4 separate regions of the Homo sapiens genome follow, and regions 2, 3 and 4 are each linked to region 1. A link is a loop called in an ENCODE intact Hi-C map of the cell type or tissue named here. Cell type or tissue: OCI-LY7. All regions are shown on one strand. Links, peaks and the distances in the headings refer to the core of each region. The heading gives the core; the rest is flanking DNA. Region 1 overlaps KCNQ5 (potassium voltage-gated channel subfamily Q member 5). Region 2 has its middle 210 kb from the start of KCNQ5. Region 3 has its middle 15 kb from the start of C6orf147. Region 4 has its middle 99 kb from the start of KCNQ5.

Region 1 (7,607 bases), core at 1,673-6,672:
AAGAGAGAACTATTATTACAATACCTGGATCTGCTGGGGCCTGAGCTGGGCAGTCATGATGGAGAATAGTCAAGGATGGATTTCAGATAGGATTTGGATATTTACTGATTGGAGAGGATGGAGGGAAAGAACAGGAGGAATCAAGGATGGCATATCTGGAGGATGGTGAGACAGGCTGGCTTGAGGGGAGATGGTGCATTATTGTGAGTGTTGAGTTCAAGCAGTCACAGTAGGGCTCAGCAGGTAGGTGGATCTCTGGATCTGACACCCAGGAGAGCAGTCTGGAATATGGACAAATTTGGTAGCTGTCAGCACAGAGATAAATGGTTTGTGGAAGTCTCACCCCAGGGAGTAAAAAGAGAAGATGGTCAACACAGAAGTCTAAGGCTCACAAACAGGAGCTGCAAAAGTAAGAATGCTCTGAAGGAGATAGATTCAAACAGCCAGACAGATGGAAAACCAGGAGAGCGTGACAGAAGAGAAGCCAGAGGAAGAAAGTGTTTCAAGTAGGAGGCAGATGTCAACGCTGTTAAATGCTGCTAAGAGGTCAAAGAAGATAAAGAGTGAGAAGGTCCTTTGAAAGTGGCAACAAGGAGGTCATCTGTGACTTCGGAGAAAAATTCAGTAGAAGGAAAAGGGTTTGAAGCCAGATGGTAAATAGAACACTTTTTTAAATTACCAGAATCTCTCACTCTAATATGAACATAGATGAAGTGTCAAGAATTTCTTTGTAACTAGCAAAGGCTCATCAACTCTTCTAAAATAGCTCAGATCTGATCAGTGAACTGAAGAACCACTAATGACATTTCAGAGTTCCTGAGGTGGATATGCAAATCAGGCCTCACTGTTACCCTGGGTTGGGTGATAAAGTTTTTCAGTTTTCTTGCCCCTGTGTTATTCCTGTTCTGAAAGGCATGTATGGGACCATTATCTTGACCATCCCTAAAATGCAATCTCAGCTGTGAATCCTTCTTGCATCTCACTTCATATTTCAGGCAAGAATACTCCGCAAGTAAAGAAGAGGCACGTGTTTGCCATTGCGGGTTTTGTTAAATCTACAAGCTGTTTAATCATCACCAGTTCTTAATTTTGCTGATGGCATCTCTGCTATTTTAGCAGAGGTGATGAGTCTTTGTTTGCAAGTCACTATTAAGACATTCTTGACAGCCAATCTATGACATGTTACAGTAAAGGACGCTGCTAAAGAACATTTTATGGATCATTTAGCACATATCTTTAAAATCAGCTAATATACTCCCTGGAATGTTGTTTTTGCTTGTTTTTGTTTTGAAGGTAATTAGTTGTGGCTACATTTGCTCCGAGGCTGTGTTAAAGTAGTGTTTTCACTGAAGATGCACTTACTTTGTAGCATGTGAGATATTAAACCTTTTCTTTGGCTATAATTTAAACTGAGTTTTCTATTATTTGCTAAAAATATAGAATCTCCTATTCCATGTTAAAAATATTTTAAAGTAGTCAACATGTATAGTCAATTTATTTATTTACTTATTCATTTCACACTTTATTATTTGGTTTTTTTTTTTACACTTTAAAATTTATGCAAGATTTTACACTCCTAGGAACACAAAATCCCCAAATTTAGTCGCCATATCAATGCTTACAAATTCCTGGCAGGAAAGACTTCTTCGGATCTGGAAGTTCTTGCTTGGGTTTTACTACTCTTATACCCTTAAAAGAAAATCCAACAAAAATCTACAGGAGGGGCCAGGTGCAGTGGCTCATGCCTATAATTTCAACACTTTGGGAGGCTGAGCTGGGAGGATGGCTTGAGCCCAGGAGTTTGAAACCAGCCTGGGAAACATAGCAAGACCCATCTCTACAAACATTAAAAAAAAACAAAAACTCTGCAGGAGAGCCTACTAGATCCTGCATATAAAGGACAATAATGGCAAGCATTAGGAGAACAAGTCTACTCTCAGTGGTGGAAACAGTGTGGCCACAGAATGTCTGAATGTCCTAAGTGAGCCAAATGGAATATCTGCTTGCCCCTACAGTGAGAATATCAGACAGACTGTACACACGTGGAGCTAATTTACATTTCTCTATCAAGAGTTAAAACCAAGAAAATGAGACAGATCAGTGCATCCAGGGACTCCTGGGGTTCCTTGGTCTTGTCTAGTAACCCGATCTAAGATGAAAGAAGAGTAGAGGAATCTTAGATATATAATTTTATAACTTGCTTTGCAGATTATAAAACTGTCAGAGTTTAAATACTGTAAACACAAATACAAATCTATATTGTTGAATTATGTTTATGTATTAACAAGAAAACAACATTAAAAAGTATTCTAAATAACTAACACATATGCCTTCAATAGTGACCCAAATTATCAAGCTCTGCAGCCCTAGTTGTCTGCTGGATTTGTCCCGTGATCAATTTCGAGTGAGGGCTGCCTCAGGGGAAATTCTGTGATCAAAAGGCTCTGGGTCACCTGAAGGATGAGCCTTGGGGTCCGTGCTTTTAAGACAGATAAATGCTGTATTTCTCATGGAGAGTCAGAAATCAGAAGATAGAATTTTCCAAACTGGAAGAGGGAGTATTTCAGTCTGTTTTCTGATGTTTATAACAATATCTGAAACTGAGTAATTTATAAGGATGAATTTATTTCTTACAGTTATGGAGGCTGGGAGGTCCAAGGTGGGCAGGTGTATCTGGTGAGGGCCTTCTTGTTGGTGGGGACTCTCTGTGGCACCCTGAGGCAGCACAGGGCATCACATAGCAAGCAGAGTGAGCATGCTAAGTGCTAACTTAGGTCTCTCTTCCACTTCTTATAAAACCACCAGTTCCTCTCTCATGATAACTCATTAATCCATTAACCCATTAATCCATAATTTATTCATACAGCCAGAGTCCTCATGATCTAATCACCTCTTAAAAGTTCCACCCCTCAATACTGCCACATTAGGCATAAAATTTCAACATGAATTTCGGAGGGGGCATTCAAACCATAACAGAGGGATGTGGAATGCATGTCGGTAGTGTAAATTAACCCAAATAACCAACATAAAGTGAGGGGTTAAGGGGGAGAAACCCACATCCACCCCACAAACATAAGATCTGCAATCACAAGGGGGCCATTCAGCAACCTTCAGAAACTTAATAATATCCCCATAAATGAGGGTGCAGAGTAGGTAAAGCACTGTCATCTCCTCCAGAAATCATTTCTGATCACCTCTACCAGTCTGGGTTAAACACCCCTCTTCTGCATTCCCATATCAACCTGGGCTTCCCACCACCTTGCACATCACAAAGTGAATTTTAACTGTCTGCCTACTTGTCTGTCTGCCCTACTAGACTGAAAGTGCCCAAGCAATAGGATTTGTTTCTTCATTGCTGTATCCCTGGCATCTAGCACAGAAGCTGGCATATAATAGGCACTCAATAAATGTTTGATGAATGAATGAATGAATGAATGAATGGACAAATTCTCGAGTCCCACTCATCAGGCATCACTAGGGGAGGCAGCCACATGGAGCTTATCTAGAGAGCTCCAAGCTCTGGACAAATGAAACTCTCAAATCCTATCAGAGCTCACAGTCGCAGCAACCATTGTCTTGCACCATGCTTGTAGAGAGGAAGAGACCAAGGACCAAATGATCATTGTCATCACGTAGGAGGCTTCTTTAACTCTGCCAGCGCCCAGCAGTTAACAGTTCAGAGCCTAACACAATACTCAGCACAACGTCATAGGTACTCAATGAATATTCATTGAAAGAATGAATGAATCAGTCACTTTAGCACTTCCTTTCCCTTCCAAGGTAATCCTTTGAAAAATTAATGGAACTTCTTAACTACTTCTTGCATGAAACTTCAGACCTCACTCAAGGACGGGGAAGCATTTCAGTTCTGATTAGAGGTCTGACACCAAGGCACACTAATGCCATGTCAATGGGTCTGACATGTGCGACTTAGAAGATTTTGCAAGCTGGCATGAATCATGATCACTTCTTTGCATGAGAGCAGGGATTGTTCCACCCCCAACACACTCCACCACCACATGCCACCATCACCCCAATCCTGTCTCTACTCCAGTGGCTCTCAACCTTGGCCACACATTAGCATCACCTGAAAAGTTTTATAAAATCTTTGGACCATGCCCTGGAACAATTAAAACAGAATTTCTGGAGGTAGGACCCAGGCATTTTTTAAAGCTCCCTAGGTGATTCCAAAGAGCAGCCAAGCTTGGGAAGTACTGCTGTCTTGACAGTCAATCAAACTGCCTCTTCAGTTCACAGTTGGCTGAGCCCTCTCCGCCCTTGCACATGGTTTGGCTGCTGGCTGGGTCCGTCCATCTGTTTGGCGGTGGCAGCAGTCACTGCTGCTTCTGTTTTCTCATCGTTCTTATCTCTGCATATTCATATGCAATATTTTTACCCTAATTTAGAGGATTGGAATAAGACTTTTGTAAGATTTTAGAACTCATGGCAGCACAACAAATGCACCTACATTTCCTTATAAGTGCACATGTGTTCGTGTGTATATATAGATGTCGTCTACCCAGAGTTTCACTTTGCTTTAGTTATTTCTTCATGCTCAGAAAATTGTATGAGCAGACTTCAGTTTCAAGAGGAGGTACTAGTTTAGGTTTGTGATGAATCTTTTACACCCTCTAGTGGTACTGCTGGGGCATATCAGTTTTGTGCAATGGGTTTATTAGACTCCTAGTCTCTTCATAACCAACAGCATCAAAGGAGACTAACCTTAGAGGTCTTTTGCTCTTTGCTGCTGTATTAATCCCAGTGATGCAATCTACCCTCATGAAGAAAAGAAGCAGATGAGTATGTAACTTATTCCTCAGCCTTTTGCTGGTCCTCCAAAGGGCTCGTCATAGGTACTTAATGAATATTCATGAAAGAAAGGATGAATCAGTCACTTCAGCACTCCCTTTCTCTTCTAAGGTAATCCTTTGAAAAATTAGTAGAACTTCTTAACTACTTCTTGCATGAAACTTTAGACCTCTCTCAAAGAAGGAGAGACATAGTAAAAACAGGACATTCACTTAGCAAAAGTGTATTGAACACTTACTATGTGCCAGGCACATGTGAGTAAAAACAATCATATCATATCAAAGTGTCTTTTTCATTGTTGTTATTTTGTGTTAAAGTATGAAGATCTTAATGTTAAGACAATAGAGGAACCTTATGATTAAGAGCTCAAAGCTGGAGCCAAACTGGTTCACGTCCTAATTCCACAATTACTGGATGTTTAACATCAGGCAAGTTACTTAACCTCTCTGTGCCTCAGTTTCTTTATCTGCAAAACAGGGATGGCAATAGTACCCTTATCATAGGATTATACTATAAAGTGCTATCTAATATTATCATTTTAATCATTAAATGTATCTTAAAGGTCCTAATTTAACTCTAGAATGATTTGCCCAGAAATTCCTTTCTAGTAGGAAATACACAAGTCATATCAAACTTCTTTTGTAAGCATGTAAGAGGCCACCAAGGTCTTCTGCTTCTTCCCCAGGCCAGTTCATGGGCTTTCATTTATTCTTGGCTTCAGGGCATTTTCTCTTAGCTCTTCTTATCTAAACCAGGGGTCAGCAAACTATAGCCAGGGGATCAAAATCTAACCCAAGGGGCTTGTTTTTATAAATAAAGTTTTATTGAAATGTAGTTACACTCATTCATTTATTTATTGTCCTATGGCTGCTCGCATGCTACAGTGGCTGACTTGAGTAGTTTCAGCAAAGACCATACAACCCACAAAGCATAAGATATTTACTACCTGGCCCTTTATAGAAGAAGCTTTCTGGCCCTTGTCTAGACTCTGAGTCGCTCTGGGCTTGCTCCCAGCTGTGTTTAGAGAGTAAGACACAGAAGGTCTGGGCTAGCCTATGTGAGAACTAAGCATGAAACCAGGTTTCACTCTTCTACCTGCCAACAAGGACTCCCCTACTCCTCTGGTCTCCCCTCCACCCCCTCATCCTGTAGTTAAAGCCCTTAGTATATGAAATGCAAGTCTTAGAAAAAAAATTGAAGAATTGAAAGACCTTTTGAATTCGTAGTTGATACCTACTTTGGGACATTTTCCTCAATTTTCAGCACCCACATATTTTTTCCTGGTGTCTAGAATTATTGAACTCTGAGCTTCCTTGCTCCCTGCAAGTAACAAGATAATGGCCTACTCTCTCCTCTTATCAAAGGCTAATTGGGTAGCTTTTTGCTCATGATATACGTTGGGAATATATTACATATATTTGCTGGAAAATATACCCTGTAAAGCAAAACTAACAGACTCCAATGAGACTGATGTATATATCCTACAAATGAGGTAAAGTAAGCAGACAGCCCCTAAAATTTGTGATAAAAGGGAAAACATTACAATTACTGGAGGTAGGTAACCCATATTAGCCATGGACTGATTCCCAGAAGGGACCTTATGAGAGAATGCAGGTGGCCAGGTTGAAAGGCAGATGTTTTCCAAGTATGGGATCCCCTCTGGAAAGACAAGGACAGAGATGAATAAATGACTAATGTGGCCTTGGATTCATTTGTGTGAGAATGTCAGAGCATACAAGGCAGAGTAGGAGGTCAGATCCATAGACAGCCTAAACATTCTCCTTAATGTTTACAAGGTTGCCTGCCTGGGATTCACTCTGTGTTGCAGCACTGTGAGTGGAATGGTAAAAATGTGAGCCTTGGCATCTGCAGTAACCTTGTTCTTACTAGTTCTGTGACCTTGAACAGGTAACTCAACCTCCTGAGCTTTACTTGACCCAAATGTCAAAGGTGGAAAATTCTTAGAGTTTTAAGTTGACAGAATGCAGGTAAAGTACTTAGCACTGCACCAGCCATCCAGCCAAGCACAACTCTTGGAGACCCACTCAACATTAAGTTGAAGAGAGCAAGATCTATGTCTTGTTCACCTTTGTATCCCCGCCATCCAGCTCTGTGTCCAGCAGATGGATAGTGGGTGCCCAGGTTAAGTTCATTGCATCATAGAGACAGAGGCAGTTCCAGGCATTCCAATGATGACCAGAGAAATAAGAAAATGCTGCAGGGGGCAAGGAGGACAATACTAAATACTCAGAGATGCTTTCTCAAACTTAGCTTGGACACAAATTTTCCTCTCTCTACCTTCTATTTTGATCATGAAAATCGTGTACTGTCCTGAAAGAAGTGAGAGGGGATTGGGTGGAAAGAGGGAGGCTGAGATAATTGAATAATGTAAACATGTCAAGTTATGTGACCCCACTGACCTGGCATCTTCATTCACAGAGTATGATGGCTAAAACAGGAGCCCCAGAGAGCATCCCTCACACCTGGTCCTGCTTAGAGCAAGACAGGCACACGTGATTTTTGGAAGCACTGATAGCAATCTCCTAGGAATGAAAAACTGAGGTTGTATTCTTTTTAGACTCTAGCCACATGTTTTCCACTGTTTTCTTGATGGTCTTATAATACTGTAAATTTCATTCAACCAATATAATTCCATCCCAACAGGCTCTTCCCTCTCTTTTCCCTGGACAGTTTTGTTTTGCTATTAGGTCTTTCTTTACTTTTGCTGCTTATCATGTTGTAGTATTACATATTTCTTGACTTCCACTGTTCTTGCCTTTCTCCTTATTTCCTCAAAA
Region 2 (7,607 bases), core at 890-5,889, 770 kb before region 1:
AGGAGTTTTGAGAGACCAGCCTGGGCAATATGGCAAAAACCCATCTCTACAAAAAAAATAAATAAATAAAAATTTTAAAAAAAGCCAGGCACGATGGCACACACCTGTAGTCCTAGCTACTTGAGAGGCTGAGGCTTGCAGATTGATTGAGCCTGGGAGGGAGAGGCTGCAGTGAGCCTTTGTCACACCACTGCACTCCAGTCTGAGTGACAGTGAGACCCTGTCTCAAAAAACAAAATAAAACAAAAATTTGTCATCTAGCAATACATATGACTTCTTTACTGAGGTATTAAAAGAAATCTAGTGACAGGTCCAATAACTACAGTGTTTTTGAAGCTGTGATGAGCATAAATACTAGTTGATATTATGAATATGTGTGATTCTGTACTGACAGCAAGGTCACAGGTACTACTATGCTATTGTGGTTTCTTACCTACAGTGATAAATGAAAGAAATTTTAAATTACAATTAGAGATTAGAAAAAAGAAAAGATGCACTTTTTTCTCTTTTAGTTCACAGACTTCCTGAACTCCTGCCTGGGACTATTGCAGGAATAGTATAATAACCCATTATACGAGTTTAATTTACCCTGTCTCTCCAGGACTTTGTAAAACAATTATACTCTCACATCAATCATAAAAGAATTCACAGCTAGTATGTATTTTTTCTTTTTATGATTTATTCCAATAATGTTATTATGAAACAGCTTCTTGAAACTCTTTGTAAATCCCTTTGAAATAATTCAAGTTAAAAATAATGACATAAACAAGTAGCTTAGTGTATGGCACAGGGACTGTACACAAACACAAGATGGTAGAATGAATGCACAACACAGAAACTGAGGACTCCACATTGTTCTGGATCACTGCTGTTCAGTCTACAAAAACTCAATCTCCTTTTCATAAATCCCAAAGTTTCACCTCCAACTCCCAAAACAGCTAGTTATAATGCTAAAGGGATCCATAGCTATTTCTTCAGTTGAGAATCAAAATAAAGTCTATGATTTTGTTGCCCCTAGCCAGGATTTTCTTTCATGCTAGCTTGTATTCTAAAAACAACACTTTTGTTTTGTGTGGCTTCTGCTTTTCTTTGGTCTAATTTCACCATCTGACATAGTTTGGATGTCCCCTCCAAATCTCATGTTGAGATGTAATCCCCAGTGTAGGAGGTGGGGCCTGCAGGGAGCTGCTTGGGTCATGGGGATGGATCCCTCCTGGCTTAGTGACGTCCCCACCACAAAGAGTGAGTTCTCAGGAGATCTGGTCCTTTAAAAGTGTGGGGCACCTCCCCCTGCCCTTGCTCCTGTTTTCCCCATACGAAGTACCAGCTCCCACTTTGCCTCCCACCATGAGTAAAAGCTCCCTGAGTCCTCCCAAGAAGCAAGCAGATGCCTGCACCATGCTGCCTGTACAGTCTGCCGAACCGTGAGCCAATTAAGTGTCTTTTCTTTATAAATTACCCAGTCTCAGGTATTTCTTTATAGGAATGCAAGAATGACCTAACACGGTATTATATCAAATATATTGTTTGATTTCTCAACCATGTACACTAAGGTGGAGACTTCTACACTGGAAGTATAATAATTGGGCTCAATAAAATTGCAAGTAACCAATATGAAGTGCTCTATGACACACAAATTAAAAAAAAAAACACTCCTATTTGAAGGTTTTTTTTCTAAATCATAGCAACAGTAAATTTTAAAATTACAAATTAATTTTGACTTTATAAATCCACCACCTGTATTTCTGGCAGTTAAACTATTGGAGTCCCCTTTTCCTTGGGGTTTTCTTATCCTTCTGAAAGCAGCTACAGGCTGAAGTAAAAGTATTTTCCAAGATGTTCTTTTGTAAATGTGTAACCCCCCGATGACATAAAGCAAAGTGTGCATGTTGAGTTTGGAAGGGTTGGAGATTTGAGAGCTAGAAGGGTAACAGAGGGGAAAATGTCTAGAAACAGTGGAGGGATAAAGGGCAACTTGGATCAATGGGGAATCCTGTCTCATTCCATAGTAGAGCAATAGCTCAACAATGGTCAGGCTATATCCTAAAGCCAGAGAAACAGTGGTCAGTCATGGTTCAATTTCACTTTTGTGCTCCAATGTTAGAACTAAGTTTTTCAAAAATTTATGACAGGTCACCAAGTTATAAAGGAAATGGTTTATGAGAGCTGGTTCCTGTACTGTAAAACAATTTCCACTTACTCTCCTCTCTCTCCCTGAATTTCATCATCTCCCAAGTGCCCCCCACCCCCAGGCTCTCTGCTTTTTGATTCTTCCATTCTGAAGAGGAGAAGGCAGATCTTCCCCTGCATTCTCTGCCAAGGACTCACCCCCTGCTCACTCATCTGCGTTCTGCCACCACAACTTCATAGGCAGCTAAGATCAGTGCTCAAATTTTAAAGTTGCAACCATTTACCTTGGGATCCTGTTAAAATACACATTCAATTTTAGAAGTCCAAGATGAGGCCTCAGATAATGCATCTCTAACACACTCCCAGGCAGGACCTATTATGTCATTTACGAGGTCTAGTACAAAATAAAAATCTGAGCCCGCATGTTAAAAAATTCTTAAGATTTTCAAGATAGCAACAGCAGAGCGTGAAGCCAAGAGCAGGCCTCCTGAGTGCGAGGGCTGGTGTGACTGCCCAGGACCCAGGCCTATGAAGCCGGTCCCACCTCCAAGTGATGCAGGGGTTGGAGGAGCTCAGTTTGCACAGAAAGATTGAATGCCCAGGCCTGGAAAGCAGAGCCTTGTGACGGGCCACACTTTCCACTGGCCTTTCTATCTACTAAGTAAAACCAGCAAAAACACTCATGATTTTTCAGTCTAGATCTCTGATTCATCGATTAAAATTGATAAGTTGGTGACCCTAGAGTAATGCTCCAGAAATGCACTTCTTTTTCTTTAAAACACTCTTGATGAAAGCTTTCCAATTATAAAGAATTAAGAAACATTCTTTGAGCCTTTCTTTAGACAATGATGGAAGAGGAAGGAGGCAGGACAAATGGGAAGGCCCCAGAACCTTCACTCTTGCTCTGAGCTTTGCTCTGTTTGACGATTTTATTGGGGGTAGGTGAAGGGGGATGTTGATGCGGGTCAGTCAGGCAAATTTCACTTTTGTGAAAAGATAGATGGAGACTAAGAAAGATAGATTCTCTCCCTCTCTCTCTCTTTTTTTTTTTTTTTTTTTTTTTTTGAGACAATATCTCGCTCCGTCACCCAAGCTAGAATGCAGTGGTACAATCATGGCTTACTGAAGCCCCAAACTTCTAGGCTCAGCCTCAGCCTCCTCGGTAGCCGGAACAAAAGGCATGCACCACCACACATGGCTAGTTTTTAAGTTTTTTTTAGAGATGGGGGTCGGACTATGTGGGCCAGCCTGGTCTCAAACTCCTGGCCTCAAGCAGTCTTCCTGCCTTGCCCTCCCAAAGGGCTGCGATTACAGGTGTGAGGCACCACACCAGGCCTGATTCTTTTACTCTAATAGCAACCACAAACCAAATATAACTCTGAGCTACATAAATCCTCTTTCCTAGGAAATCAGGCTATCAGAACCCTAGTTGTTGGAGAGTTAAACAAAGTTCTACCACTTTAGGGTTGGATTGCCTCTCAGTTCCAAAGGTAACAGGAAGCCCAGTGTCAGGGTATCACCTGGCCTCCTGCAATCCCAACCCTCCTCACCTTCCCACGCTGGACTCCTCCCTGTTAGCTGCCATTAGGGCATCAGATGGATAGGAAGTAGGAAAATAGGAAATTCAAAATAGTGTATCTAGTGGCATGTTCTCACCTCCTAGGAGGCTGTGAAATATTTGTGAATTTCCCCTGCTTTATTAACAGGCAAATAGCAGTTGTATTACCTGGTTCTTCTCAAAATTTAGTTTAAAAAGAAATCTCACTCTGCCACACTAGCATTTGGCTCAAAATTATGAACAAGGGTTTGTCTGCAGGCAGGGGCCTCAACCCTGCCCTCTGTTGGTGAGAGCTAGAACCTCATAAAATAAGCGGGTGTAGTGGCGCATCTCAGCCACAAGATGGCAGCAGTGCTTCGTGCAGGTCCGAGAAGACGCTGAATGCAGAGGGATCTTTTGAGAGTCAATGCTGATGCGCTAGCCTTCAGTAGGGAAAATTTAACTAGGACTGACTAAACCTTAAGGTTAAGGACTAATCTTGTGGGGCAACTGCCTTTTATATGGTGTAAAAATATCTGCTTGAGAATACAGTATAAGTATTTTATAATTATATGCATACTCAAATCTTTTTCATCTTTATCTCCACCAAGAATCAATCAAGAGGTTTTGTTTTGGTGAATGAATTCTGAGTTTTGACTCACCTCCCTTGAGATTATAGGTTCATTTCCAGTCCCCAGGTGTGTGTGGTCAGAGAATCTCTGTCGTTTCCACTTATGGAATAAAGTTGCCCTGTCCCTGGGACCAATGCCACCATGCTCAAGCACAGCCATGTGTGGACAGGCCACGCCAAGGCCAAGTACCCGGGACAGGGGGGCAGAGAGGAGGCATGAGCAGCAGGGAGAGAACTTCTCAAGGCTGGACCATGAGCCACCACTGGAAGGTGCGTAAGGGGCTGCGCACTCTTTCCGGGGGCTGCCACAACAAAGTACCCAAAGCTTGTGGCTTAAAACGACAAGAACTTCTTTTTAAAACAAGAACTTATTTTACCGTTCTGGAGGCCAGAAATCTGAAATCAAGGTGACAGCAGACCCACACTCCCTCCAAAGGCCTCAGGGAAGAATGCTTCCTGCCCACTCCCAGCTCCTGGAGCCTACTGGCACTCCTTGACTTGTGGCAGTAGAACTGCAGTCTCTACCTCCATCCTCACATGGCCTCCAGGTGCCCCCTCTCTTCTTTTTTGATCTCTTATAAGGACGTTTGTCATTGGACTTGGGGCCCACCCTAAGTCAAGGCCTTCTCATCTCAATATCCTTACCTTAATTATATCTGCAGTGACCTTTCTTCCAAATAAGATCACATTCAGATGTTCTGAGTGGACTTTTATTTTGGGATGGGGGTCATCATTCAACCCACTACAGGTGGGAGGTAGGAGATTCCTTGACACCACTCTAATTATTCTCACCATGATTATGGAATTTCAATCAATGTGGAGAAAAGCCAGTAAACATCAGGACAAAGCAGCAAAGTTCACCTGACTATGAATGTGGGAGCTTCTAGAGATGCATCATTGGCAAAGGCACCCTCTCTCCCCAGAGATGTCTCTTTGAACCCCTCTGTGGAATCTGTGAAATAACTCCCTAGTAACTTGAACCCACTAGGATTTACAGCATTTCAAAATGTGTGTGATTAATAACAATCTAATAACGACACTCTAATTTGTGTACAAATACCATAATATTAACAAAAATACTATAATACAAACATATTCTAATTCAATTAGTCTTTTGTGGTGAACAGGTATGAGCAATTGGATCTATAACCTCATAGTTAATGAGATTATATAACTATATACCATTGGGCAGAAAAAACTGTGATAATGCTACCTACCCTGCTTGCCTAAGAGAAATGTCTATCAAAGTGTTTTTAAATATATAAAACCCTCTAAGAATGAAAGGTGTGCTTTTCTTTCTCGTCCACTTCTGCAGCACATACAGGCGTGTGTGAGTATGTGTAAACAACAAACACTGAACCTGATCCCGTGCGACTCAAAGTCCAGTCCTCTGACCAGTAGCACCAGCAACAGCTGGGAGCTTGTCGGAAATACAGACCCTCAGGTCCCGCCCCGAACTGACTGAATCAGACTCTGCTGTTTAACAAAATCCCCGAGTGATTCATAGAGATACTAAAGTTTGAGAAGCCCTGCTCTAAATAATCTCGTTTGGTAAGTTTTATTCACTAAAATGGGAGTCCTAAATATTTTTCTCATAATTAGCTCCATAGGAAGCATCAGGTGTGAGCAGTGGTTGGCACAGGGAGAGAAAGAAGGCACTTTTACCCAGTATGTGGTCCTCCTTTGCTGACAATCCACCCTCCTTCCCCAGCAAACCAGATTATGAACCTCAGGAGCAGTGCCTGACTTAGACATCAGTTGGGTTCACCTTTTATGACTATGAAAGATCAATGGGGCTGCCCTGATTGAGGAAGAGTAAGTACTGTGATCTTGACTCTGGCCTTTTAATGTGGCATTTTCCAAGACAACTGAAAAAGTAACTGCAAGGGCGTGCCAGAAACATTGGTTTAAAAAAAAAAAAAGGAAAGGGAAAATATTAAAAGATAAGAAAGACAAAAGAGCCCATTGGAGAATCCTTTGATTTTTCTCACCCCTGATTCCTTATAGGAACAATGTGAATAATGATAACATTCATCTCAATCAGGTAAGACCCCTGTTGTGAAAGCATTCCGCTTTGAGGTGCCCAGATGGAAGGTGCTTTACAAATAGAGAATGATGGCAGCTGGGTTGGCATTTGTGTGGTCGCTTACTATTTAAAAGCAGAGAGTGCCTGACAGTGCTGCAGGGTTTCACTTGGTCCCACTGTGGGTTGGCGAGCTCCCTGGCTGGGTCCTGGTTGCCAAGGAAACTGCTACAGAAGAGATTGAGACTGTCTGGGTTCTTGGTTGATTGGTGGAGCTGAGAGCAGCATTTTATATAAGAAATACGTATTTTCAGTGACCAGAGCAAAAGTAAATAATGGCTACTAGAAGGAATCACATCCATCTTCTCCAACAGAGTTCATTTGGATAGAAACTCTTAGCAATGAAGAAGTAGCCTTCTCAGGAGCAATAAATAGGACTTAGAAATCTCCAGCTCAAACTTATGTGCTCTATGGGGAGCCATTGCCTTAGCTGGGCACAGGAGTTTTATCATCCTCTTTTAGGCAAACCTGGGAATGTAATGACTAGGTCAGCCTCAGATCACATCCTTGCCGTATGTTGGCACACCACTGATTAAGGACAGCAGAGAAATGCTGTCTTGCCATCTTTTCTTAGAGGGGGGACAGGATTTGTATGTGGCATTTGTTGATCTTGCTCACTGCGCATCTGTGAACTTTTCTTGACTGCCTCCCAGGTAACATCAGCTATTCCTCTGTGTTCCCATAGTACAATATTCAAGTCTTTATTATCACATTCTACTACAATTTGTCGGGGGGTGGAGAGGGATCTACTCCTTTTACCAGTCAAGTAATTTGCTTAAAGTCAAAGATTATGTTTATTGCTCTATTACAAGTGCCTGGCACAGTATCTAACATAGCAGGTCCTCAATAATTATTTGAGTGAATTGCCTGCCCTTAGTGTAGGCTGAGTGAAGGTTGAGCAGACACAACAATGACTTTTTCAGAAAACCTCAATGAAGCAGAAACAACACAATCATTATATGAAAGACATACTAATCGCCAGTAGTTTACATAGTTATTGCATCTAACTTTCGTATTCCTGCTAAAGCTGTAAGGTACGTAGCATTGCCCACACTTACAGGAAAAGACAGTGTATCCCAGAAAGGTTAAGTAAGTGACTTTGCAGGTATCACAACTAGTCAGTTAAGGAGCCAGTATTTGCATCCAGGTCTATCTGATTGCAAAGCAGTGTTCTTAGCCATCATGCCAGGCTATCTCAGAGCCTTCTAATGAATCATGTAGAGCCC
Region 3 (7,607 bases), core at 2,130-7,129, 150 kb after region 1:
AAGAAAAACAGTACTTTATCTCTGTGATCTTCCTCTCCAAAAATCTAAAATCTGAGTCTAATCATAAGAAAAAAATCAGGCCGTATGTGGTGGCTCACATCTGTAATCCCAGCACTTTGGGAGGCCGAGGCAGGTGGATCACCTGAGGTCGGGAGTTCAAGACCAGCCTGACCAACATGGAGAAACCCCGTCTCTACTAAAAATACAAAAATTAGCCGGGCGTGGTGGCACCTGCCTGTAATCCCAGCTACTCGGGAGGCTGAGGCAGGAGAATCTCTTGAACCCAGAAGCCAGAGGTTGCAGTGAGCCGAGATCGCACCATTGCTCTCCAGCCTGGGCAACAAGAGCAAAACTCCATCTCAAAAAAAAAAAAAAAAAAAAGAAAGAAAGAAAAAAAGAAAATCTGAGTAAGTATGAACTTTATCACTATTGATTCTTAATTGTAAGAAATGTATTTGTTAACTATGTATATGATACACTTAATAATATGGGATGTTATTAGGCCAGGCGTGGTGGCTCCTGCCTGTAATCCCAGCACTTTGGGAGGCCAAGGCGGGCAGATCATGAGGTCAGGAGTTCAAGACCAGCCTGGCCAACATAGTGAAACCCCGTCTCTACTAAAAATACAAAAATTAGCCAGGTGTGGTGGCATGCGCCTGTAGAACCAGCTACTCAGGAGGCTGAGGTGGGAGAATCACTTGAACCCGGGAGACGAAGGTTGTAGTGAGTGGAGATCACACCATTGCACTCCAGCCTGGGTGACAAAAAAAAATAAATAAATAATATGGGATGTCATTAACAGGGGAAACTGGGATTATGTAGTATGGAATGGTACTATCTGCTCAATTTTTTTTTTAATTTAAAACTTTTCAGTGAAGTGTGTGGTCTGAGAATGAAATTGGGCCCAGGAACCGCTCTGTCCTCCTTTCCCCACCCTTACCCCTGCTTCCCAGTAACCTCTGAAGCACTAGGTCCCATAGGCCAGGCTGACCCCCTGCACCCCTGGTGTCTGCAAACTGCTGTCTCAGTTTCCTAGCCAGCCCAGGGGGTGGAGGAACAGCCTGGGCATGTGGTATGAGATCAAGGCCCAGGTACACAACATCCACCTGTGCAAAGACAAACATGGCAAGACTGGGCTGCAGCTGCAGACCACCAACAAGGGGCTCTTTGTGCAGGTGAGGTGGTCCAGGCCAACACCACTGCATCCCTCATGCTGCTGTGCTTTGGGGACCAAATCCTACAGATTGATGGGCATGACTGTGCCAAGTGGAACATGGAAAAAGCCCATCTGGCAGATGTGAGAGGGAATTGGCCAAGAAGATTGTTATGGTCATTCAGGACAGGATAGTCCAGTGGATTGTCACCATGCACAAGGACAGCACAAGCCATGGTGGCTTCATCATCAAGAAGGGAAAGGTCTTCCCTGTGGTCAAAGGGAGCTCTGTGGTCCTCAAGGACTCTTCACCAACCACCATGTGTGCCAGGTTCAAGAACGTTTAACAAGCACTGTGCAGAGTGTCATTGGGCTGAAAGAGATCTCAGAGATTCTGGCCACAGCCAGGAACATTGTCACCCTGATCATCATCCCCACTGTGATCTATGAGCACATAGTCAAAAAGTTTTCCCTGACCCATCGCCACCACATATGGACCACTTCATCCCAGATGCCTGAAGCCACAGGAGGGCAGCTTAGGCCCTCCCACCCTCCTGCAGGAAAGGCCAGCCACTCTTGAATGACAGGTTGCAGCCTGCCTGCTGCCCCAGGACAAGGCTTTGTTGAGGGGATGTATTCCAGATGGGTGGACATCAGATGGTGTGAGTCTGTCATTTGTACACACAGGCCTCCTTAAAGCCTCATACTCCTAGCTGGGCTGAGGCTTGGGCAGGGCCCACAGGCAACCGATCATAGCTCACTGCAGCCTTGCATTTCAGGGCTCAAGCAATCCTCCCACCTCAGCCTCCCGAGTAGCTGGGATTATAGGCGCATGCTATCACACTGTGCTTTTTTTTTTTTTTTTTTTTTTTTTTTTTTTAGTTTATGTAGAAATAGGGTCCCACTAAGTTTCCCAGGCTGGTCTCAAACTCCTGGACTCAAGCAATCCTCCCACCTCAGCCTCCCACAGTGCTGGGATTACAGGCATGAGCCACCATGCTCACACTTGACCTTCTGTGCTGGCTTAACTGCTGGGCATGGAAGCAGGCTGGCTAAACACTTAAACGTGCAATTGAATCCCAAGAAAACAGTTACATATTTTAAAAGAAGGAAACTACATTCTGAGAACTTTTTATTTGCCTTTATTTGCTCTTTGTCCGACTATAATAATTATAACCTTTTACAGTCTTTTGAATAAAGATTTTGTTGTAAACAAACTTAAAAAGAACTTCTAAAACCTAAAATCTATTAATAAAAATTGAATAATTATAAAATACTTACAAATGAAATTATGTGGGCCAGATGCAGTGGCTCATGCCTATAATCCCAGCACTTTGGGTGGCCAAGATAGGAGGATTACTTGAGCCCAGGAGTTTGGGACCAGCCTGGGCAACATAGTGAGACCCTCACCTCTATAAAAACAATAATAATAATAAATTTAATTTTAATTTTTAAAAAATGATGTGATGTCTAGAATTTGCTTCAATCTGGATATGGGAAATATGATAAAAACAAGATTATTGATAACAGGTGAAGCTAGATAATAGGTAAATTAAGTTCATTACACTGGTCCCTCTATCTTTGTCTGAAATATTTTGTTATAGAAAGTAAAAAAAAAATAATTAATTTTTTTTAAAAAAAGAATGAGTTCTGCCGGGCGCGGTGGCTCACTCCTGTAATCCCAGCACTTTGGGAAGCCAAGGCAGGCGGATCATGAGATCAGGAGATCAAGACCATCCTGGCTAACACAGCGAAACCTCATCTCTACTAAAAATACAAAAAAATTAGCTGGGCATGGTGGCGGGCACCTGTAGTCCCAGCTACTTGGGAGGCTGAGGCAGGAGAATGGTGTGAACCCAGGAGGTGGAGCTTGCAGTGAGCCAAGATTGCCACTGCACTCCAGCCTGGGCGACAGAGCAAGACTCCATATCAAAAAAAAAAAAAAAAAAAAAGAATGAGTTCAAATTCTATAGCCAGATACGGAAAGGAAAAAAGCTTGAGAGTAGGTTAAGAAGGGGTATTTTACTTGTCATCTTATATCCTTCTCTACTGTGTGTGTATTAAAAAATACAGCATTAAGCCTGGGCACCGTGGCTCATGCCTATAATCCAAGCATTTTGGGAGGCCAGGGTGGGTGGATTACCTGAGATCAGGAGTTTGAGGCCAGCCTGGCCAACATGATGAAATCCCATCTCTACTAAAAATAAAAAAATTAGCCGGGCATGGTGGTGGGCACCTGTAATCCCACTTACCCAGGAGGTTGAGGCAGGAGAATTGCTTGAACTGGGAGGCAGAGTTTGCAGTAAACTGAGATCGCGCCATTGCACTCCAGCCTGGGTGACAGAGCAAGACTTCGTCTCAAAAAAAAAAAAAAAAATAGAAATCTTGGAATACATTTTAATAACAGAAAAAGCTCAACAGATATGCATTTAACAGAGAATAAAACTGCAAAACTTCCCAGGTTCATAAAGGTGCCAGGTAGGCCAGGCGCAGTGGCTCACGCCTGTAATCCCAGCACTTTGGGAGGCTGAGGCAGGCAGATCCCCTGAGGTCAGGAGTTCGAGACCAGCCTGGCCAACATGACGAAAACCCATCTCTACTAAAAATACAAAAATTAGCCGGGCGTGGTGGTGGGCACCTGTAATCCCAGCTACTCGGGAGGCTGAGGCAAGAGAATCGCTTGAACATGGGAGGCGGAGGTTACAGTGAGCCAAGATAGTGCCATTGCACTCTAGCCTGGACAATGAGAGCGAAACTCCATGAAAAAAAAAGAAGAAAAAAAAGTTCCAGGTAAATTTAGGTTGTTTTTTTTATCATTGCTAGTTGTTGATATTGTTCTCTTCTTGCTTCACCTTTGTCTGCAATTACTCAAACTGCTGTGATAGCTGCTCCTCTTCTACAGAGCTGGAGTTCCGCATGGCTGGGGTTCAGTGTGCCAGGAAGCCCTTGGACCAATCAGACTCAGCAAGCTGACTCATGGCTGTTCTTCCTACATATGAGAAAAAATGTGACAATTCTTCCTATATATGAGAATAATAGTTTGATAAATGACAACTAGGAGAGCACGGCACTCAAGTATTGAGCCATTCCCTTCCAAAAAAGAACTTCTACAACTTACAATCCACAGGGTAGAGGGTAGGAGAAATGAGGAAATTAAATGTTCTTCAAAATCTTTATCTTCTGGCCAGGTGCAGTGGCTCACGCCTGTAATCCCAGCACTTTGGGAGGCCAAGGCAGGCAAATCATGGGGTCAGGAGTTCAAGACCAGCCTGACCAACATGGTGAAACCCCGTCTCTACTAAAAATACAAAAATTAGCAGGGAATGGTGATGCACACCTGTAATCCCAGCTACTCAGGAGGCTGAGGCAGGAGAATCACTTGAACCCGGGAGGCGGAGGTTGCAGAGAGCCAAGATCATGCCTCTGCACTCCAGCCTGGGTGACAGAGCAAGACTCCATCTCAAAATAAAATAAAATAAAACAAAACAAAATAAAATAAGGATGCAATCAATCAGTTTAGGCCCTGGTAAAGAAAATGAAGTGTTCTTGACTTTGGCTACAAAGTACCTTAAAGGATCTTAGACCAACTGCAGAAGGAGGCTGACTGTACCCAGACTCCCACAGTTAATGAAGTTTGTCCTTATGTAAATGATGGTTATTATGCTGAAAGATGATTGGTAAATGAACTTGGAAGTTCTTCCCTTTTCTCTTTTCCTTTTATGTATTTGATGATCTCTGGAGGAGTTTATGATGAAGACTGCTCTGAAAAAGTGTCCTAAAAATTCTAAGACAAAGGCTTCTTTGCCTCCTAAATAAGACACTGAAAAACAGCAAGCTTAAGAATCACCATAAATAAGATTCTAGCTCTACCTAGTGGCCAAAAATGGGATTAACCCCCTGAAATGAGGAATTTTACCAAATTTGCAAAAATGTGAGACATCTTAACAGAAAATAGGGAGATAGAGGGGGACCCAAATGTTGTTAAAAGGACAGGCACTAGGTTAAAATACGTATGTATGGTTGCTCTCTTCCCAGCACAGTCGCAGTCCTCAGCCCACTCAGGATAATGGCGACACCTGAGGTACTGAACATGAAAAAAAACTGTATGAGGCCAGGCGTGGTGGCTCACGCCTGTAATCCCAGCACTTTGTGAGGCCGAGCTGGGCGGATCACCTGAGGTCAGGAGTTCAAGACCAGCCTGGCCAACATGGCGAAACCCTGTCTCTACTAAAAATACAAAAATTAGCCGAGCGTGGTGGCAGACGCCTGTAATTCCAGCTACTCAGGAGGCTGAGGCAGGAGAATCACTTGAACCCGAAAGGTGGAGGAGGTTTCAGTTAGCCAAGATTGTGCCATTGCACTCCAGCCTACGCAACAAAAGCAAAACTCTGTCTCAAAAAAATAAATAAAAATTAGCTGGGCAAGATGGTGGGCACCTGTAGTCCCAGCTACTGGGGAGGCTGAGACAAGAGAATCACTGGAACCCTGGAGGCAGAAGTTGCAGTGAGCCGAGATTGTGGCATTGCACTCCGGCCTGGGCAATGAGAGCGAGACTCTGTCTCAAAACAAAACAAAAACTGTATGAAGGTAAAACAAAAGAAGTCTACAGATTGTTAGATGGTCCAGGAAAAGTCCTCCTGAAGTCCAAGGACCCAATTGCAGTGGTTAATGCAGCTAGAAAAAATCACCTGGAAGGGTGGTTTTCAGTTGTTACAGGAAGCAGGTATTAAAACTGTTTTCACCAGAAAATGTGGAGAGACAGCTTTCATTGCACCCTAGTGTGAAGTGGTTCCAATTGAATGGGTTTGCAGGATAGCAACTGGTTTGTTTCTCGAAAGAAATAAATCCCAGTGTCAAGGAAGGATATAAGTTTTATCCATCTAAAGTGAAGATGTTTTTCAAGGATGATGCCAATAATGACCCACAATGATCTGAGGAACAGTTGATTGTTGCAAAATTTTGCTTTATTGGACTTGTTATAGGCCAAACTGAAGGGGATATCATGAGTCATGCTACACAGGTTATTTTTGAAATACTGGAGAAATCCTGGTTACCCCAGAACTATACCCTGGTTGATATGAAGATTGAATTTGGTGTTGATATAACCACCAAAGAAATGGTTCTTGCTGATGATTCCTGGAGACTGGCCATTACGAGATTGAAGCCAACAGAAAGACAAACAGTCTTACTGGGAGCTCAAAGAAGTAACTCCTGAAGGGCTCCAAATGGTAAAGAAAAGCTTTGAGGCCGGGCACGGTGACTCATGCCTGTAATCCCAGCACTTTGGGAGGCCAAGGCAGGCAGATCACCCAAGGTCAGGAGCTCGAGAGCAGCCTGGCCAACATGGTGAAACCCTGTCTCTACTAAAAATACAAAAATTAGCTGGGCGAGGTGGCGCACGTCTGTAGTCCCAGCTACTCGGGAGGCTGAGGCAGGAGAATCACTTGAACCCGGGAGGCAGAGCTTGCAGCGAGCCAAGATCGCCTCACTGCACTCCAGCCTGGGCGACAGAGTGAGACCCCATCTCAAAAAAAAAAGAAAAAGAAAAAGAAAAGAAAAGAAAAGCTTTGAGTGGGTTGCAGAGAGAGTCAAGTTGCTTTTGAAATCGGAAAGTTAGTGCACAATTGTAGTATTGATGAGCTCTATTTCTGATCTTGGTCACTGTGAAAACATCAAGGTCTGTAGAAATGTTGGCACTCCATGTGAACTATCCACACATAGAGGACCAAATGAAACCCTAAAAATTAAAGCTGCGTGTGAAGGGGATGGCATTGCTGTTGTACTTGTGGCAGTGGCAGGCAGAAGCAATGGTTTGGGACCAGTGATGTCTGGGAACACTGCATATCCAGTTATCAGCTGTCCTCCCCTCACACCAGACTGGGGAGCTCAGGATATGTGGTCTCTCTTTGAGTACCTAGTGGTCTTGGCTGTTCAACCATCCTTTCTCCAGAAGGATTAGGTCAGTTTGCGGCTCAGTATTTGGATTAAACAACCATTTGGTATGGGGCAAACTGCAAGCAGGCATTTTGAACACATGGATTTCCTTGAAGCTGGCTGACAAGAAAATCAGATAATGTAATTTATGAGAAAGAACATCGTTGCATTTTTTAGGGGGAAAACTGTAAATTTCTAATTTAGCTGCAGGAAAATCAAGATGAAAAGGTTATTTTAGAGAACACAAGTAAAATTTATTAGTGAATGAATGCTTCCCTAGATCCATATTAATAAATATGACCACCTAACCCATCGTTTCTTGAGCTAGACACCAACATTTTTCAGCCAGTCTTTATCATTCCTCTGATTTTACCCGTTTTTCTTAAGTATTGGTGGTCTCTAGTATTGAGTTTCTTCCTTAATACTGATTGGATGATCTTAACTCTCTCAGCTAAAACTAGCATTACTGATTCCCAGCCATGTGCCTCTAGACTTGGTTTCTTTTTTGATTTTTGGTGGT
Region 4 (7,607 bases), core at 1,535-6,534, 660 kb before region 1:
CTGGATTCTTTTGGTGTGGCTTCCCTGTTTTTATTCTTGCAGTTGCTGCTCCAGGATGCTATAACATTTTGGAGGACTGTTAGCACCAGCTTGAGGTTCAACCAGGTACCTCCATTTTTGTGATGCCATAAATCTTTCTCTGTGTTCATTTGAACATCCTCCCTTGAAATAGCTGTTCATATAAACATTTAATTATTTTACGTTCAAGATAGTGAGAGTGGGACTACACTGGCCTTATTTACTGAAAAATCTATTAGAGAGTAATTACTAATTATTAAACTATTTAATAATCAATCATTGAATGAGCTTTCTTTTCTCTACGAAATAATAAGTAAATAATAAATACTATCTACTAACATATAATAGGATTTCATTTGGGGGTTGATACGTATCATTGTGAATTTTCTAGTAATCCATTTAAAAAGTAAAAAGAAACAGGAAAAAATAATTTTTGACATATGTTTTACTTACCCATTTTAGGTTCCCAAGAAAGATAATAAAATTGGTCTCATTTGACCCCATTTGAGTAGAATGTTTCATGCCAGTCCATTTAGCAAACAACTGCTTGTATACAAAAAATTTATCTCTGGGTCAGCTACTACCATTCCAGTCCGGTATATACTATTTCTTCAGGTTCTACCAGTCACTGGGGAGGAAATTTTATTTCATATTGCAGGATGCATGAATCGGTACTTGTTCTTTTTTATATCTAATGATATTTTGCATTAAAATGTAGTTAAGCTCAGATGAAAGGGAAATAAATCCATGTGAATAACTGTGATTGGTCCATTACCTGGATTTCAGGGTTCCATTTTCCATCCTGAGATAAATAAAGGAATTGTTGGGGATAACTGTGATATCCACCCTGGCAATTGCTTTACATTATTGCATCATAATGCTCCCAATGCATGGAGAAAGAAGGTACTGATAGATTTGAGAATATAATTGATTTGTATCTTTAGTTTCTACCAGAAACATATTTTTCACTATTTATTTCTTTTCATGATAACTCAAAGAAGGGATTTCTCAGCACCAACACTCATGCTGTCATTATCCTAGAACTCTTTTGTTTTGCTGACTTGCTGGGGAATCCAACATCTCTCTATATTTCAAAGGTGAACAACAACAAAAACTGTATGCAGAATTCTTGAGAAGTAAATTTGCCTTACCAATCCAAGAGCAAAGTAGCACATGGGAGTCACTATAAAACAATTTTTTTTTTTTGAGACAGAGTCTTGCTCTGTTACCCAGGCTGGAGTGCAGTGGCGCGATCTCGGCTAACTGCAACCTCTGCCTCCTGGGTTCAAGCGATTCTTATGTCTCAGCCTCCTCAGTAGCTGGGATTACAGACGTGCGCCACCATGCCAGGCTAATTTTTTTGTATTTTTATTAAAGATGGGGGTTTTACCATGTTGGTCAGGCTGGTCTCGAACTCCTGATCTCAAGTGATCCACCCGCCTCAGCCTCCCAAAGTCTTGAGATAAGGCGTGAGCCATGGCACCAGGCAGAAAACATCCTTAATTGTACTTCAAAAATTAAATTACGACAAAAACCTAATGTGTGCTATCAGATTAAACAGATTTATTTTTATGGAAGTGTTGTATATGTTATATATTTTAGTTTAGTTTAATTTATCCACAATAAAGAATTTGATCAAGAAATATCAAGCACAGCAACGCGTCTGAGAATTTGTACTGCCATTGCTTGCCGGGCTTCCTATTCATTTTGGGTTGTTTTCCATTACAAGGTCCACAGAAAAGGAGGGTCCAGGCAAGTAACTATCATGCTTAAATATCAGTCATTTAAAAATGATAATCAGATTAAGGTAATTGTAAAGGGATATGACTGCCAAATTATGAATTTTAAATTTCTTAAAAATACTTGGCTATTTAAAATTAATTTGCTTATTTTAAAATAACATTATATTTTAGAGAACAATAAAATAAATTAAAAGCATCCAACAATATGATCTTATAATTGGCAAGATAAGTAGAATCATCCGTCAGTGTCTGTTGGGGATTCAGTTCAGGACGCCCATAGATACCAAAATCTGAGGATGCTCAAGTTCGTTAAATGAAATGTCATGCCCAGTCCCCTTCCCCTGCGTGCTTCTCAGATCCCCAGAGGATGTGTGCCAATATTATATCCCTCAGTCAGGAGAGAGAGCAATCCTCAGGAGAAGCTAAACTACCCTAGAGAAAAGACCAACAAATCCAAACATTTCAGAATCCCCATTATAACGTTTACTGGTCTATGATCCCATCCTTAAACAAAAACCTTGTAATTAGCTCTCTTATATACAATCAAACATCTCAGTATCACCAGACACTTCTTAAGTTGATAAACACACACACATGTGAACACACACACACACACACACACACAAACACATGTATATAGATATATGTCCAAACTGTTGGAGAGTAACTCAGCTAACGCTGCCCCGCAGATATGATTCCCATTCTCTGATTACCCTTCCTGACATCCTCAAGTTACCCATGATTTCACTACTTAGGTTTTGGATTTTTGGCTTTCTCTGGAATTTGTCAGTGTTTCTGAATATAAAACCACTACTCACCCCAGTGCTTGTGAAGACGCATGCCTTTAGACCACCCATAAAACTCAACCCAGAATCACCTGTCTTTATCAGTGGAGGTAACAGCAACAGAGGTAAGGGGTGCATTTAGTCATCCAGGGGCTCCTGAAGATAGGTTATTATTGCACAATAATACAGACAATGGTGTTGGGGCCAGAATTAAGTCATCAGGAACATTCTCTATTCTCTCTATAATCTATTATAAGTTATAATACATTCTCTCTATAATCTATTTCAGATCATAATAGATTCTCTCTATAATCTATTCCCAAGGATATTTGGGCATAAAATACTGATAAAAAGAGAGCCTGGAACCTGGAAGAACTGAGACAGAACACCATCTACAACTCACCAAAAGGAATATGCATCAAAAGAAATATGGAATTAGGCTCCATTTTTAATTAGAAACATCTTTAATCTGAATATGAACATTCTTCCAGTCAGTAGCTGAGGTTGCAAATGGCAAAAGTGATTTGGGCCTGCAGTCTGCACACTGCTGCTGTTGTCCTCTCCCTACAGAAGAGTGGGCCTGTTTGGGACATTACCTTTTTCTAACCCAGACGTTAAGGTTGTCTTTTTCATTGTAGTTTCTGGAAAAAGTTATCTCAAACCTTCCTGGGTTGAGACTATTTCTGTGGATGTTTGGGAAGAAATCTGAGAAAATTTTGATTTGAGGGTACTGATTAAAGCTTATCCATCTCACCGGTGGTCAGAGAAACTTGATTTATTTTCTTGTATTGAATGCACTTCATGTATAAGACAACTTTCTGGAAAGTGAAATTTGTTATATTTTGGCTTTTGACGGGTGAAATATAAATAAATCTCATAATGAATTTAAAAAAACAAAACAAACATTACTACCAACAGCTAACAGGCCCAAGTGGAACTGACTGAGAAGATGAGAAAACAATGTCGTGGGGGTGCACTCACCCTGAGCCACCAAGTCCCCTAGGTGATCACCACCATTTCTGCCAAAAGCCTGGCTGCCTGCCAGAAGTATGAGGATCTGCACTTAAGTGCTTCTTGGGACCATAGCTGCCAAGCCAGTCCTGCACATCTGGAAGCCCATCCTGGGTGAGGGAGGGCTGTCCTGAGGCCATGCTGCTGCGTAGGGAATGCAAATGCTACAATGTGGTTCTGACAAGCAAGGTGGCGACCTCCAGCTCCAGCGTCACCAACCAGCACAAATGAGGCAAGGGCTGCAGTGATCAGCCACCAGAGGGCCGGGTGCATGTTCTGCTTGCCCCAGAAGTTGAAACTGTATCAGAGGCAGGTGTCCCACCTGAATGCCCAGAAGGAGTGTTTCTCACACTTCTGGGCCTGATGCCAGCACTGCCAGGGGAGGCTGCACACACTAGAAGGTAATTGACGCCAGCCATGACTGCTGTATCTTTTCCATGAGCAAGAAGATGAGGACCTTCTGGAGCACGAGGGCAGCTTCTGAGATGCTCAGAGGCCTAGTGACTCCTGCCAGCATCCCAGCAAGGGCATGGGGAGGGGTGGGAGAAGAATTAATAAACTTTGGGCCTTTAAAAAAAAAAATAGTTACTCCTTCTCTCCATATCCCATCTGGTGGAGGAGAGTAAAGAGGGCCGTTGTCATCAGTTAGCATTTTTAAATCGATCCTCCTTCTTCTCGCACAAGAAATGTATGCAGTATTAAGAAGCCAGTATCTTCACACCTCTTTGATAGCTCCAAAGCAAATGTACACCAACTCAATTGCCTCCTTGCTGAATTCGGCAGGAAGCCCAGTATCTTTCCAATCTAAGCTAATGGCCTCTACTCCCTGAAATGTCCCAAAATCTAAGATCTTATGCAGACACAAAAAGAAATCCGTCCAATGACCATTTCTAATTCTCACCTGCATTTGGGTTCTCCAGAGGGACAGAACCAATAAAATATATGTATATGTATATGTATATGTATATGTATATGTATATGTATATGTATATGTATAAGATAGTTTACTGGGGAGAACTGGTTTACACAGTCACGAGGCAAAGTCCCACAATAGACCATCTGCAAGCTGGGAAAGAGAGAAGCCTATAGCGCAGGTCAGTCCAAGTCCAAAAGCCTCAAAACTAGGAAAGCTGACAGTGCAGCCCTCAGTCTGAGACCAAGGCCCGAGAGCCTACAGGAGGCCTCTGGTGAAGTCCCAGAGTCCAAAGACCAAAGAACCTGGAGTCTGATGTCCAAGGGCAGGAAGAGAGGAAGCAAGAGTCCCGCTCGTAAAGAGGGAAACAGAGCAAGAAGTCTCAGCAAGTTGCTTATCCTCTCTTTTTTGCCTGCTCTGTTCTAGTGGCCCTGGCAGCTATTGGATGGCACCCACCCACACTGAGGGTGAATCTTCCTCTACCAGTCTGCTGACTCAAATGTCAGTCTCCCCTGGCAACACCCTCACAGACACACCCAGAAACAGTACTTCACCAACCGTCTAGGCATCCCTCAATTCAGTCAAGCTGACACCTGATATTAATCATCACATCGCCTAAGAGGATAAAGAGCCCAGGGAGCTTTTAGGTGGCTGCCACCCACCTGCTCCTGCTGGCACAGCAGATGTCAAACCCCTAAAGCCCAGAAGATGCATTCTCTTCATCATTGAGCTTTAGTGTCTCCGAGGAGACATAGTCACCTACCCGAGTTAACAAAGGAAGACCTTTGATACCTAAGTGATCGTTCTAAGAAAGCCACTAGTCTCAAGGGACTTACCAGTTCAAAGTCGAGCACAGTGATTCATGTTAAAGCAGTGAAACAAAACAAAACAAAACAAAACACCCATGTTCAATCTTCCCAGGTAATAAGTTAGTTTTATCTTTGGCTGCACTGCCTACTAAACACATTTTTCCCAATGAACTCAATCAAAGACTTTATTTTGAGGCAAAACTGAATGTGAACAAGTTGTCCTGGCTTTTATCTTCCTAAGAGTTGGTCACCAAAGACATGTTGAGAGTGTCCATGTATGCTGAGAACTGAACTAGGTGCTGTGTGATTGGAAGGATGTGACTATATTAATAGCCACTAGAAACCATTTATAAAAGAGAATCTAGAGTTCCCATATACAGTATTTTTCTTTGCACTCTCTTTAGCCTCTTGAGAAAGTCATACTGACAATTATGAAGAGGAAGCTGTTAGCAACCAGGAAACCAGGATATTTGACAGAAGAACATTGTGAAATATGACTTCTTAGAGGAATTGATTACTAATAGCCTTTAAGTTAGAGTGACATTTAGTACATTTCAGATAAGACTCCTAAAACCAAAGCTTTTCTTCCACTTTACATAGAGATCTTATGATCACTTTGCTCAACTAAGCAATCATATTTCATAAGAACCAGACAATCTTTGGACTCAAAATATATCCCTCTTGGAAGAGAATGTTGAAAACTACGATGAGAAAGTACTATCTCCTGGCTTAAATGTTTTTCAGGCTCTGGAATTATTTCCTCTTATTTCACTTTGTGCCTCACTGAGTGTTTCTCACTTATTCGGTTCTCTTAATTTCCAAGAAGCATTTTTTGTCTTCATCTTTTGGTTCTTATTCCCTTGTCAGAAAGAAATATCACTCCCACAGTTTTTTCCTTGTTTTCTCCAAGGATAGAGAGTTCTAAAATTGTTTCGTCGTGCCAGATGGTGAGGCCTTTCAACCTCTAATGAAATTCTGTTCATAGAAATTAAGCCATTGTCACAAAATGTATACTATGCAGATTCTTTTTCTCATTTGTAAAGTAACTTTATTCTTATGATGCACCTTTCAAAACTTTGTTCCAGGTTGAGGATAGCTACAAAGAGTCAAATAACTTTTAGATGGTATGGGAAGAGCCCAGTACTCTGGTACAGAAAACTGCAGGAGTTTTTCCAAATGCTAAAATGGCTCTTTATATTTAGGGAAGTATAATTGTGCATTGCAAACATCAAAGAAAATCATGTTTACACAAGGGATTATTGTTACTAAGTAGATCAAAATTGGGAGAAGAATGATCATACGAACACATTACATGAAAGGAATATTTATTCTTTCCATTTAAAAAGAATCTAGCAATTACCTGTTTTTCAGACTTTCCCCTTGATGAACTTCACAGAAATTCAGGGTGGGAGGGCTTTAAACAACTCCTAGATATAACCACACTCCTGAAAACTGATCTTCCAGCCAATTCCTCAGCACCTCTAGCAATGGAAAACACTATTTCCAGACTGCCTTTTGCCTTGGATGTCTGGCTTTCCTGTAATAACTCACTGCCTTTAAATACAACCACAAGGAACTGTTGCCCTGACCAGGATGCTGCCCCCACATTATCTGCAATCATTCCTCAGAATAAGCCGATGTCTTCCTCCTTAACATTGGACCCATTGGTTCTAGCTTTGCTTTCCTAAGTCACACAGAAGAAATTGAATCCATCTTCTGTGTAAAACCCACATACTAAAAGACCACCCATCATGTATCCCCCTTCAGATCTACATTCTATAAGTTAAACATCCCATTTCTCCAACCATGTGATATGGTTTCTAGACAGCTAGCTATTCCAAACATCTCCCTCTGGACATCCTTTAGGAATCTCAGCTATCATTGAACAGATGCTTCCTGGTAATGTCTAATCAACACAAAATCCAGCAAGACCACTTAGACACTTTCTATAAACCCAGGCTAAACCACAGGAGCTTTCTTGGCAGACACATCTGCTTTTTATTCATTGAACTCACAATCAGCTAAGCCAAATATTCTGTACCCTGGAATTGTACAATTTAACTTCTGAACCAGAACATATAACTTTACATTTAGATCTCTTAAAAGTCTTTATGTAACAGTTATCCCAGCATCGAATGCTCTTTACTGTCATTCTCAATTTCTGTTTCTTTATCCATAATATTAATTATTGTTCCTTAATTTTTAATCTCTGAACTTGACTGACATGTCTTTGACATATTTTTCTAAGCCCACTTATTTATACTATTGAATAGAACAGAATGAAAGACAGGTCTTTTGATATGTCTCTACAAAAATCCACTCAGATTGC

The links. A loop is a pair of places that touch in the nucleus more often than their neighbours do. Peaks named below come from ENCODE experiments on the same cell type or tissue, not always from the same donor. Only the 100,000 strongest peaks of a DNase experiment are listed, where the experiment ranks them.
Region 2: it touches region 1 in a loop (8-fold over the local background); 78 of 110 quality-filtered maps call a loop at or near these places.
Region 3: a loop joins it to region 1, with 7 times the contacts of the local background. A loop is called at or near these places in 22 of 110 quality-filtered maps.
Region 4: a loop joins it to region 1, with 7 times the contacts of the local background. A loop is called at or near these places in 3 of 110 quality-filtered maps.

The regions. Positions count from the first base shown.
Region 1 is chr6:73,176,583-73,184,189 of GRCh38, forward strand. All of the region lies in intron 11 of KCNQ5 (potassium voltage-gated channel subfamily Q member 5), which reads left to right. Among named protein-coding and RNA genes, the nearest start is that of KCNQ5-AS1, 37 kb to the left of the region's middle. In OCI-LY7, for the core only: a CTCF peak has its summit at 4,650 (motif pointing left); DNase peaks (open chromatin) are centred at 4,299 and 4,609; H3K4me3 peaks cover 994 bases; H3K27ac peaks cover 871 bases.
Region 2 is chr6:72,408,373-72,415,979 of GRCh38, forward strand. No RefSeq gene overlaps it. Among named protein-coding and RNA genes, the nearest start is that of KCNQ5, 210 kb to the right of the region's middle. In OCI-LY7, for the core only: CTCF peaks have their summits at 3,998 (motif pointing right) and 4,211; a DNase peak (open chromatin) is centred at 4,019.
Region 3 is chr6:73,321,779-73,329,385 of GRCh38, forward strand. It overlaps the pseudogene SDCBP2P1 and the pseudogene PAICSP3. Among named protein-coding and RNA genes, the nearest start is that of C6orf147, 15 kb to the left of the region's middle. In OCI-LY7, for the core only: a CTCF peak has its summit at 5,033 (motif pointing left); a DNase peak (open chromatin) is centred at 5,003.
Region 4 is chr6:72,519,174-72,526,780 of GRCh38, forward strand. It overlaps the pseudogene LOC100422453. Among named protein-coding and RNA genes, the nearest start is that of KCNQ5, 99 kb to the right of the region's middle. In OCI-LY7, for the core only: CTCF peaks have their summits at 3,805 (motif pointing right) and 4,008; a DNase peak (open chromatin) is centred at 3,788.